Linked DNA regions of Homo sapiens: region 1 is linked to region 2. A link is an interaction called in ENCODE POLR2A ChIA-PET data of the cell type or tissue named here. Cell type or tissue: OCI-LY7. All regions are shown on one strand.

What was found. Peaks named below come from ENCODE experiments on the same cell type or tissue, not always from the same donor. Only the 100,000 strongest peaks of a DNase experiment are listed, where the experiment ranks them.
Region 1: POLR2A ChIA-PET joins it to region 2 with 8 read pairs; 3 of 35 experiments call an interaction of 5 or more read pairs at or near these places.

Annotation. Positions count from the first base shown.
Region 1 is chr1:165,672,433-165,677,432 of GRCh38, forward strand. The region is part of intron 6 of ALDH9A1 (aldehyde dehydrogenase 9 family member A1); the gene reads right to left. It also overlaps the pseudogene RPL21P27. Among named protein-coding and RNA genes, the nearest start is that of ALDH9A1, 24 kb to the right of the region's middle. In OCI-LY7, no CTCF peak of the experiment used is centred here; no DNase peak of the experiment used is centred here.
Region 2 is chr1:165,736,544-165,741,543 of GRCh38, forward strand. The region is part of intron 6 of TMCO1 (transmembrane and coiled-coil domains 1); the gene reads right to left. Among named protein-coding and RNA genes, the nearest start is that of TMCO1, 30 kb to the right of the region's middle. In OCI-LY7, no CTCF peak of the experiment used is centred here; a DNase peak (open chromatin) is centred at 2,448.

The DNA of each region.
Region 1 (5,000 bases), 64 kb before region 2:
TTTATAAAAGGTACGTAGAATAGTCAAATTCATAGAGACGGGAATTAGACTAGTGGTTACCAGAGGCTGAGGGGAGAGAGAAACAGAGTTATTATTTAATGGGGTACACAGTTTTCAATGTGGGGTGATGAAAAAGTTCTAGAGATGAATAATGATGATAGTTGTACACAACGTGAATGTATTAAATGTCACTGAACTCTACACTTAAAAATGGTTCAAAAAGGCCAGGTGTGGTGGCTCACGCCTGTAGTTCCAGCACCTTGGGAGGCTGAAGCAGGAGAATTGCTTGAGCTCAGGAGTTCAAGACCAGCATGGGCAACATGGCGAAATCTCATCTCTACAAAAAATACAAAAATTAGCCAGGCATGGTGCCACATGCCTATAGTCCCAGCTACCCAGGAGGCTGAAGTGGGAATATCACTTGAGCTTGGGAGGTTGAGGCTGCAGTGAGCTGGGATGATGTCACTGTACTCCAGCCTGAGCAACAGAGTAAGATCCTGTCTCCAAAAAATAAAAAAATAAAAAATAAAAAAAATACAAACACACACACACACACACACACACACACACACACACACACACGGTTAAATTGGTAAATTTTACATTAGGCTTTACCATACACACAAAAAAATCATCACAATATATAAGGAACTCACACTATTCAATTGCAAAAAAAAAAAAAAAAAACCTCTGATTACGAATGGGCAAAAGACCTGGATAGACATATTTCCAGAAACATACAAATGGCCAACAAGTTTATGAAAAGATGCTCCACATCACTAATCATCAGGAAAATGCAAATCAAAATCACAATGAGGTATCACTTCATATCTGTTAGCATGGTTATTATCAAAAAGATAAAAGATAACAAGTGTTGGTGAGGATGCGGAGAAAAGGAAATCTTGGTATACTGCTGGTGAGAATATAAATTAGTATAGGCTGCTCTGCCTATGGAGTAGCCATTCTTTATTCCTTTACTTTCTTAATAAACTTACTTTCACTTTATGGACTTGTCCTGAATTCTTTCTTGCACAAGATCCAAGAACCCTCTCTTGGGGTCTGGATCAGGGCCCCTTTGCAGTAACATCTTTCTGGCAAACCATGGAAGGGACAATACTGAGGAGATCCTCCCGACCCAAAAGAAATAGACTGCAGCACTGATTGGCCAACTCTGGATATCACCTTTTGTCGGAACTCAGAGTTATAAGCGACCCTCACCCTGACGCTTTCTGACTGAGCTCCTCTCTATCCTGAATACAAGAGACCCTAATAATTAGACAGGAATATCATTGCCCCTATTCAGCATGAAAAAGTTTACAGAAGATGGATCTTTGTCCCTCTGCAACCCTTAGGATTAAGGGTTCTTTTATAAAAGGGAGAGGGGAAATGTCACAGGTGTTTGAACTAGAGCAACTTCATCTTAAGTAGGGGCTGGGTAAAATAAGGCTGGGACGTACTGGACTGCATTCCCAAGAAGTTAGACATTCTAAGTCACAGGATAAGATAGGAGATCAGCACAAGATACAGGTCATAAAGACCTTGCTGATAAAACAAGCTGTGGTAAAGAAGCCAGCTAAGACCCACCAAAACCAAGATGGTGATGAGTGACCGCTGGTCGTCATTGCTGCTCATTATATGCTAATTATAATGCATCAACATGCTAAAAGACATACCCATCAGCACCATGACAGTTTACAAATGCCATGGCAACGTCATTTTACCCTATATGGTCTAAAATGAGGAGGCATGAATAACCCACCCCTTGTTTAGCATACGATCAAGAAATAACCACAAAAAGGGGCAACCAGCAGCCCCTGGGGCAGCTCTGCCTATGGAGTAGGCATTCTTTATTCCTTTACTTTCTTAATAAACTTCCTTTCACTAAAAAAAAAAAAAAAAAAAAAAAAAAGAATGTAAGTTAGTATAGCCATGAAGGAAAACAGGATAGGGGCTCTTTAAAAAATTAAAAATTGGCAGGGAACAGCGGCTCATGCCTGCAATCCCAGCACTTTGGGAGGCCGAGGTGGGCAGATCACCTGAGGTCAGGAGTTCGAGACCAGCCTGGCCAACATGGAGAAACCCCGTCTCTACTAAAAATACAAAATTAGTCAGGCGTGGTGGCACATGCCTGTAATCCCAGCTACTCAGGAGGCTAAGGCAGGAAAATCACTTGAACCCAGGAGGCGGAAGTTGCAGTGAGCTGAGATCGTGCCATTGCACTCCAGCCTGGGCAACTAAGTGAGACTCCGAATCAAAAAAAAAAAAAAAAAAAATTAAAAATAGAACCATCCTATGATTCAGCAATTCCTCTTCTGGGTATATACCAAAGGAAATGAAATCAGTAGCTTAAAGACATATCTGCACTCCCATGCTCAGTGCAGCATTATTCACAATAACCAAGATAAGGAAATAACCCCATTGCCAGATGAACGGATAAATTGTGATACATATTTAAAATCACACTGGGCATGGTGGCTCATGCCAGGCGTGGTGGCTCACGCCTATAATCCCACACTTTGGAAGGCTGAGGCGGGTGGATCGCCTGAGCTCAGGAGTTCAAGACCAGCCTGGCCAACATGGTGAAACCCTGTCTCTACTAAAAATACAAAAAAATTAACTGGGTGTGGTAGCGCATGCCTCTAGTCCCAGCTACTTGGGAGGGTGAGGCAGGAGAATCGCTTGAGCTCCAGGGGCGAAGGTTGCAGTGAACCAAGATCGTGTCACTGCACTCCAACTTGGGCTACAGAGTGAGACTCCATCTCGAAAAAATAATAATAATAAAATAAATTCACATTACGTCACAATTATTTTTAGTGCTCTCTCTCTCTCTCTATATATATATAAAGTATACATAGTACAGATTATGTAGAATATTCTATATATTTATTCTATATATTCTATACTATATGTATTCTTTGTGTGTGTATATTCATCCACACACACACATAGCAAAGAAAGCAAAGTACAAAAGAGTACCTCTAATGTGCTACCTTTTGTGTATGAAAGAAGAATAAGAAATATACAAGTACCTATTCATTTGTGGAAAAAGAAACACAGGAAGCAAAAACCAGAAACAAATCAGACTGGCTACCCACAGGAGATGGACAAAACTGGGTGGGAAGGAGGCACTGGAAACAGAGTACACAGGATGGGGAGCAGTAACACTTCTGAGTATCTGTTTTTGTAAAATTCTGATGTTTAGAACCATGTTTGTGTTTTGCCTAATCAAAATAAAATTTTAAAATCAGCAAGGATGGGGGAAATAAAACCCAAATGAATACAAACACAAACAAATGAATCTGTTATTTTAAATGAGTATCATAACCACACTGAAGGAGGGTGAAGGAAAGGTAGAACTGACCCAAGTAACTTTTGAACACAGTATTCTGACTATACTCTCACGCTGAATATAAAAACAACTGTAAAAAAATTCTGAGCTCTAATTAGAAGGTTTATTTTCCACAGAGGTATGGATTTACAAATCTGAAACTACTATTATTAGAATACTAAGTGTATTCTATGATGAGCAATTAGATAAACATTGTGGATAATGGGAGTCAAATTTCTTACTGTCAGAGAACAAATACAAATATGGAAAGGGAGAAGGCAGAAATGAACCCTGTGGTATTAGACTATAATTAAAGTATCTGGATGAACTTATTATTATGTAGACAGACAGATACAGAACTAGATATGTGCACAGACATATATACAAACATGTATTTCCCAGCACTGGCCTCTGAGAGGGCCTAGAAGCAATGATACACCAGTAGCAACAAGCACACCTGGCACTCAGATCTTGGTTTCTAAATACCATTTACCACTAAATGGAACCAGGGCTTTTGGTTGGTACTGCCGTCTTCCAGTAATTCACCAAAACGACAAACACAGGGAAAGAGAAGAATTACCCAATATATGTTCTCTAGGCCTTTTAGAAAACATGGAGTTGTTCCTTGGGCCACGTGCATGCAAATCTATAAGAAAGGCAATACTGTAGACATCAAGCGAACGGGTACTATTCAAAAAGGAATGCCCAAAAGCATTACCTGGGAAAAACTGGAAGAGTCTACAATGTTACCCAGCATGTTGTTGGCACTGCTGTAAACAAATTAAGGGCAAAATTCTTGCCAAGAGAATTAACGTGCACATTGAGCACATTAAGCGCTCTAAGACCCAAGATAGCTTCTGAAATGCATGAAAGAAGATGATCAGAAAAAGAAGGAAGCCAAAGAGAAAGGTACCTGGTTTCAGCTGAAGCACCAGCCTACTCCACCCAGGGAATCCCACTGTGTGAGAACCAACGGGAAGGAGCCTGAGCTGCTGGAACCTATTCCCTATGAATTCATGGCATGATAGGTATAAAAAAATAAAAGACCTCTGGACTGCAAAATTGTTTCTCTTTATTTAGTAGAGAAGTGTGGTGTCCTCTCCCCCAAAAAAATATTTAAAGCAGATTTTAATTGTGTCCTAACTCATTGTGTAATGTCTTTACTGTTCAGACTTAGTATTTTTCTTGCTGAAAGATGTGAGGTGGCTTATCGTGCAACAAATTACTCAACTGGTTAGAAAACAATCAGATATTATTTATGAAATACTTGTACTGGTTTGAAGATAGTCCTTCTAAATCATAAAAAAAAGTTTACAAAAAATAAAAAACAGGCCGGGCACGGTGGCACATGCCTGCAATCCCAGCACTTTGGGAGGCCGAGGCATTTGGATCACTTGAGCCCAGGAGTTCAAGACCAGCCTGGCCAACACAGTGAAACCCCGTCTCTACAAAAAATACAAAAATTAGCTGAATGTGGTGGTGTGCTACACTGGAGACTGAGGTGGGAGGATTGTTTGACCTTGGAGGGGCCGAGATTGCAGTGAGCCAAGAAAGCACCACTGCACTCCGGCCTGGGCAACAGAGCAGGACCCTGTCTCAAAAATTAATAATAAACAGATAAACAATAATGGAACCAGGCCTCCTTCAGAGAAATGGCTGGTTCCAGAGCACA
Region 2 (5,000 bases):
AAACCCGCTCTCTCCTAAAAATACAAAATTAGCCGGGCATGGTAGCGGGTGCCTGTAATCTCAGCTACTCAGGAGGCTGAGACAGGAGAATCACTTGAACTGGGAGATGGAGGTTGCAGTGAACCGAGATCATGCCACTGCACTACAGCTTGGGCAATAAGAGCAAGACTCCATCTCAAAAAAAAAAAAAACAAAAAACAAAAAAAAGAGAACAGGGAATGGAGTCCAAATTCCAAATGTTGGAATTAGCACACAAGGTTTTTTTGTTTTGTTTTTGAGACAGAGTCTTGCTCTGCCGCCCAGGCATGAATGCAAAGGCGCGATCACAGCTTACCACAAACCCGATCTCCAGGGCTAAAGCAATCCTCCCACTTAAGTCCCCATAACCCAGCAGCTGGGATTACAGGTACATGCCACTGTGCCCAGCTAATTTTTGTATTTTTTGTAGAGATGAGATTTTGCTCTGTTATCCAGGCTGGTCTTGAACTCTTGGGCTCTTGGTCTTGAACTCCTGCCTCAGCTTCCTAAATGCTGAACAGGCATGAGCCACCACACCAGCCCAGCAGACAAGGTTTTTAAAGCAGCTAAATAATTATGGACATAAAATATGGCTCATAATATATTAACAAACAAGAAATCTCAGGAAGGATGCCAAATAAAGCAAAAATTCTGAAACTGAAAAATATTACCTAAAATTCAAAAATCATTGGGTAGGCTTAGGGTTAACACAGATTAGAGGAGTCTGTGAACTTGAAGACAGATCAACAGAAATTATCCCATCTGAAGAACAGAAAAAAAAAAAGATTTAAAAAAATTCAACATAGCTTCAGTGTCCTGTTGGACAATACCCAAAATGACTAATATATAAGCAACTGGTGTTCCAGAAGAAGAAGAGAGAGAGAATGAGGCAGAAAACAGTTAAAGAAATAATGATTGAAATTTCCCTACATTTAATGAAAACCATAAGTCCTAGCAGGAAAAACTTTAAATAAAAATACTCTAGGCACATCACAGTCAAATTTCTGAGAACCAATCTCAAAGAGAAAATCTGAAAGTAGCTAGAGAAAAGTGACATTACTTACGAGGACACAAAGACATGAAGAACTTTTCAGAAACAATGGAGGCCAGAAAACAGTGGAAAGGCATTTAAAATGCTTAAAGGTTAAAACGAACAAAAAAGCCAAACCAGAATTCTATGTCCAATGAAAATATCCTTCAAGAATGAAGATAAAATAAAGATATTTTCAGATAAATGAAGATTAAGAGAATTTGTCACCAGCAGACTTGCACTATAAGAAGCACAAGAAAGAAAAATGAAATTCCTTAATGCTATACCATGAGGTGAAGATTCAGGCAATCCTTCTCAGTGACAAGCTTCACTTCCTGTTACAGCCCACCAACAGCTCTAGATTCAGTAGTCCCTATATCCATTACAAACGTTCATGCCTCCATGTTTCCTATGCCAAGAACACTTAAGATTGGAAAGCTGCCAGGCGTTCAGCACTTTGGGAGGCCACAGCAGGCAGATCACTTAAGGCCAGGAGTTTGAGACAAGCCTGGCCGACATGGTGAAACCCTGTCTCTACTAAAAATACAAAAATTAGCTGGGTGTGGTGGCATGCACCTGTAATCCCAGCTACTCAGGAAACTGAGATGGGAGAATTGCTTGAACCTGGGAGGTGAAGGTTGCAGTGAGCTGTGATTGCGTCACTGCACTCTAGCCGGAGCAACAGAACGAGACTCTGTCTCCAAAACAAACAAACAACAACAAAACAACCGAAAAACCAGGCCTATTTCTTTGCCAATGGCATTCATGGGAAAATCACGGTACAGTCTACAATTTGAGTTTCTGAAATCCTCATATTCTGACTATTCATTTCGCAGGCAACCATAGAGTCAATTCTTATGTAACCTAAGATCTTAAAAAGCAAATAAAACAACAACATGTAACCTAAGATCTTAAAAAGCAAATAAAACATGTGGAAATAGCAGGCTAATAAGGATTTTAGTTCAAAGGAAGAAGCATATATTCCATGATAACACTTCAAATGCTGTTAAGGCATTTCAGACTGGATATATTAATATGTTCATAATTCTCTTGTGCATAAGCTAACAGTGAGTAATAGGTAGAGAAACAATTTATAATTAATAAAACAAAAAGTATAAAGGTAGGTGACTTCTGTGATTTTTCCAAGCTTTAAGTATTTCAGACTATTTTTGTTTTTAGAATTTAAGTAATAAAATTATCTGCAAGATGACTATCACTGAGGATGCTGCAATAAGTAGTTAGAATTCAGCTGGGATCTTGGGGAAGACAACTATATACCAAAAGAACAGATCCTTCAAATACAACAGTTTTACATTAGCTATGCAATACTATAGTCCTTATAGACTTTTTTTCTCATGCGTGTCATGCAGAGAGAAGGCACTCTCTATGAACCAGGCAGGAAACAGGCCCTCACTAGACACTGAATTTGCATACACCTGGACAAGTGGAAATAAAAAGTGTTAGTATATATCCTCCTTAACTGAAAACAAACATATGAAAATTTTTTGTGTTTTTTGCTGCCCACCTCCCCCTCTTTTTTGTATTCAGCAAGCATGTTTCAGTAGGCTGTACCAGTCTAGGATCTGCAGATTTTCTTATTTTAACTTAATAGCATATACCGTACACTTCAGTTCTCCACAAAGCCTAAAATATTTGCTATCTAGACCTTTACAGAAACAGTTTGCCGATCCGCACTGAAAATGAGCTTTGCATTCCTGATAAAATAACTGACACACAACTCATCACATTTTTAGAAATAATTAAAAGGAGTGTAAAGACCAGCTTGAGTTGAACTTCCTAAATAATTTTTTTTTGAGACAGGGTCTGGCTCTGTTGCCCAGGCTGGAGTGCAGTGATGCAATCTCGGCTCACTGCAACCTCCACCTCCCGGGCTCAAGCAATCTTCCCACCTCAGACTCCCAAGTAGCTGGGAGTAGAGGCATGCACCACTATACCCAGTTAAATTTTTGCATTTTTTGTAGAGATGGGGTCTCACCATGTTTCCCAGGCTGGTCTTGAACTCCTGGGCTCAAGCTACCTGCTCGCCTTGGCCTCCCAAAGTGCTGGGATTACAGGTGTGAGCCACTGTGCCTGGCTCTAAATGATAATTCTTAACAACATTTATTTCATTTTGAAAACTCTACAGTTTTAGATGGTGACTTTTTGGTGCATCTAAGATTACTATTGATCCATCACAAGTAAAGTAACAAAATCTGCCTGAAATTAAAACAGAATGGGGCCGGGCACAGTGGCTCACGCCTGTAATCCCAGAAATTTGGGAGGCCCAGGTGGGTGGATCACCTGAGGTCAGGAATTCGAGACCAGCCTGGCCAACATGGCGAAACCCTGTCTCTACTAAAAATATAAAGGGTTAGCCAGGCATGGTGGTGGGTGCCTATAATCCCAGCTTCTTGGGAGGCTGAGGCAGGAGAATCACTTGAACCAGGGAGGCGGAGGTTGCAGTGAGCCGAGATCGAGCTATTGCACTCCAGCCTGGGTGATGGAGTGAGATTCTGTCTCAAAATAATAACAACAACAACAACAACAAACTCAGAATTGCTCTTTGTTGCTTAAAGTGAAATATATACATCGTGTGTTTTTATGTTTTACTTATTTATTTATTTTTTTGAGACAGAGTCTTGCTCTGTTGCCCAGGCTGGAGTGCAGTGGCGTGATCTTGGCTCCCTGCAATCTCCGCCTCCAGGTTCACACCATTCTCCTGCCTCAGTCGCCCGAGTAGCTGGGACTACGGGTGACCACCACCACGCCCAGCTAATTTTCTTTGTATTTTTTTTAGTAGAGATGGAGTTTCACTGTGTTAGCCAGGATGGTCTCGATCTCCTGACCTCATGATCCGCCCGCCTCGACCTCCCAAAGTGCTGGGATTACAGGCGTGAGCCACCGCGCCTGGCCCATCATATTGTGTTTTATTAAGATGTCAACCCAAGCCACAATTTTAAAATTTCAGACTTAACAAATTAAAGACCAATATTCCACAGAGATCAAAGGATCTGTGCTAAACCAAAAGAGATCTGTGTTGTCATTACCTTAGCTTTCACAATAAACTCCTGCTATGGTTTGAATGTGTCCCCGAAAAGTTCATGTGGTGGAAATGTAATCCCTCTGCCCTCATGAATAGATTAATGTCATTATCACTGGAGTGGGTTCCTTATCACGAGTGGCTTTGCTATAAAAGTGAGTTCTCTCTGGTTCTCGCTCTTGCCTTCTCACCATGTGATGTCCTCCACCATCTTATGATGTAGCAGGAAGGCCCTCAGTAGATGCCAGCACCATGCTCTTGGCCTTCCTGCAGAACTGTGAGCTAAATTGTCTTTATAAATTAGCCAGGCTGTGGTATACTGTTACAGCAACAGAAAATGGGCTAGGGCAGCTCTATTACAGAGACCATTTCAAAAATTTAAGTATATACCTCAGCTAAGCAAGAGTACAACTTATTGGTGGACATAATCATTTAGCTATTCAACAAACACCTCAAACTCAGCGTGTCTTCTAACCAACATACTCTTCTTTCTTCTATTCCCAGTCTCTTAGTGAAACTAGTCCCCATTTGGTCACCAAAATAAAAAACCTGAAAGTCCTCTTAGTTTTTCCTTTCTCCTTCACATTAAATCAATAACTAAGTTCAGCTGGTTTCCCCTTCTATTTATTTCTCAATCTTTTCCCATTCTTTTCATCCCTCTTTTCACTGTTATAGTTTATAACATAATGATTTTTTGCTACACTATTATAATAGTCTTTTGATATTTCTGTATTTTAGTCATGCTCCTCTTATAGCTAACCTTCACAATGCAGTAAGTGCCAGAAAATATGTGCCAGAAAAGGAAGCCTTAAAACTTGATTGTGTTTAAAAGGAAGAAGAGGGAGGCATTCAGAAATAAGGAAAAACAGAAGCAAAAAGTACATCTGAGTGAGTGTAACATGAAAACTATTA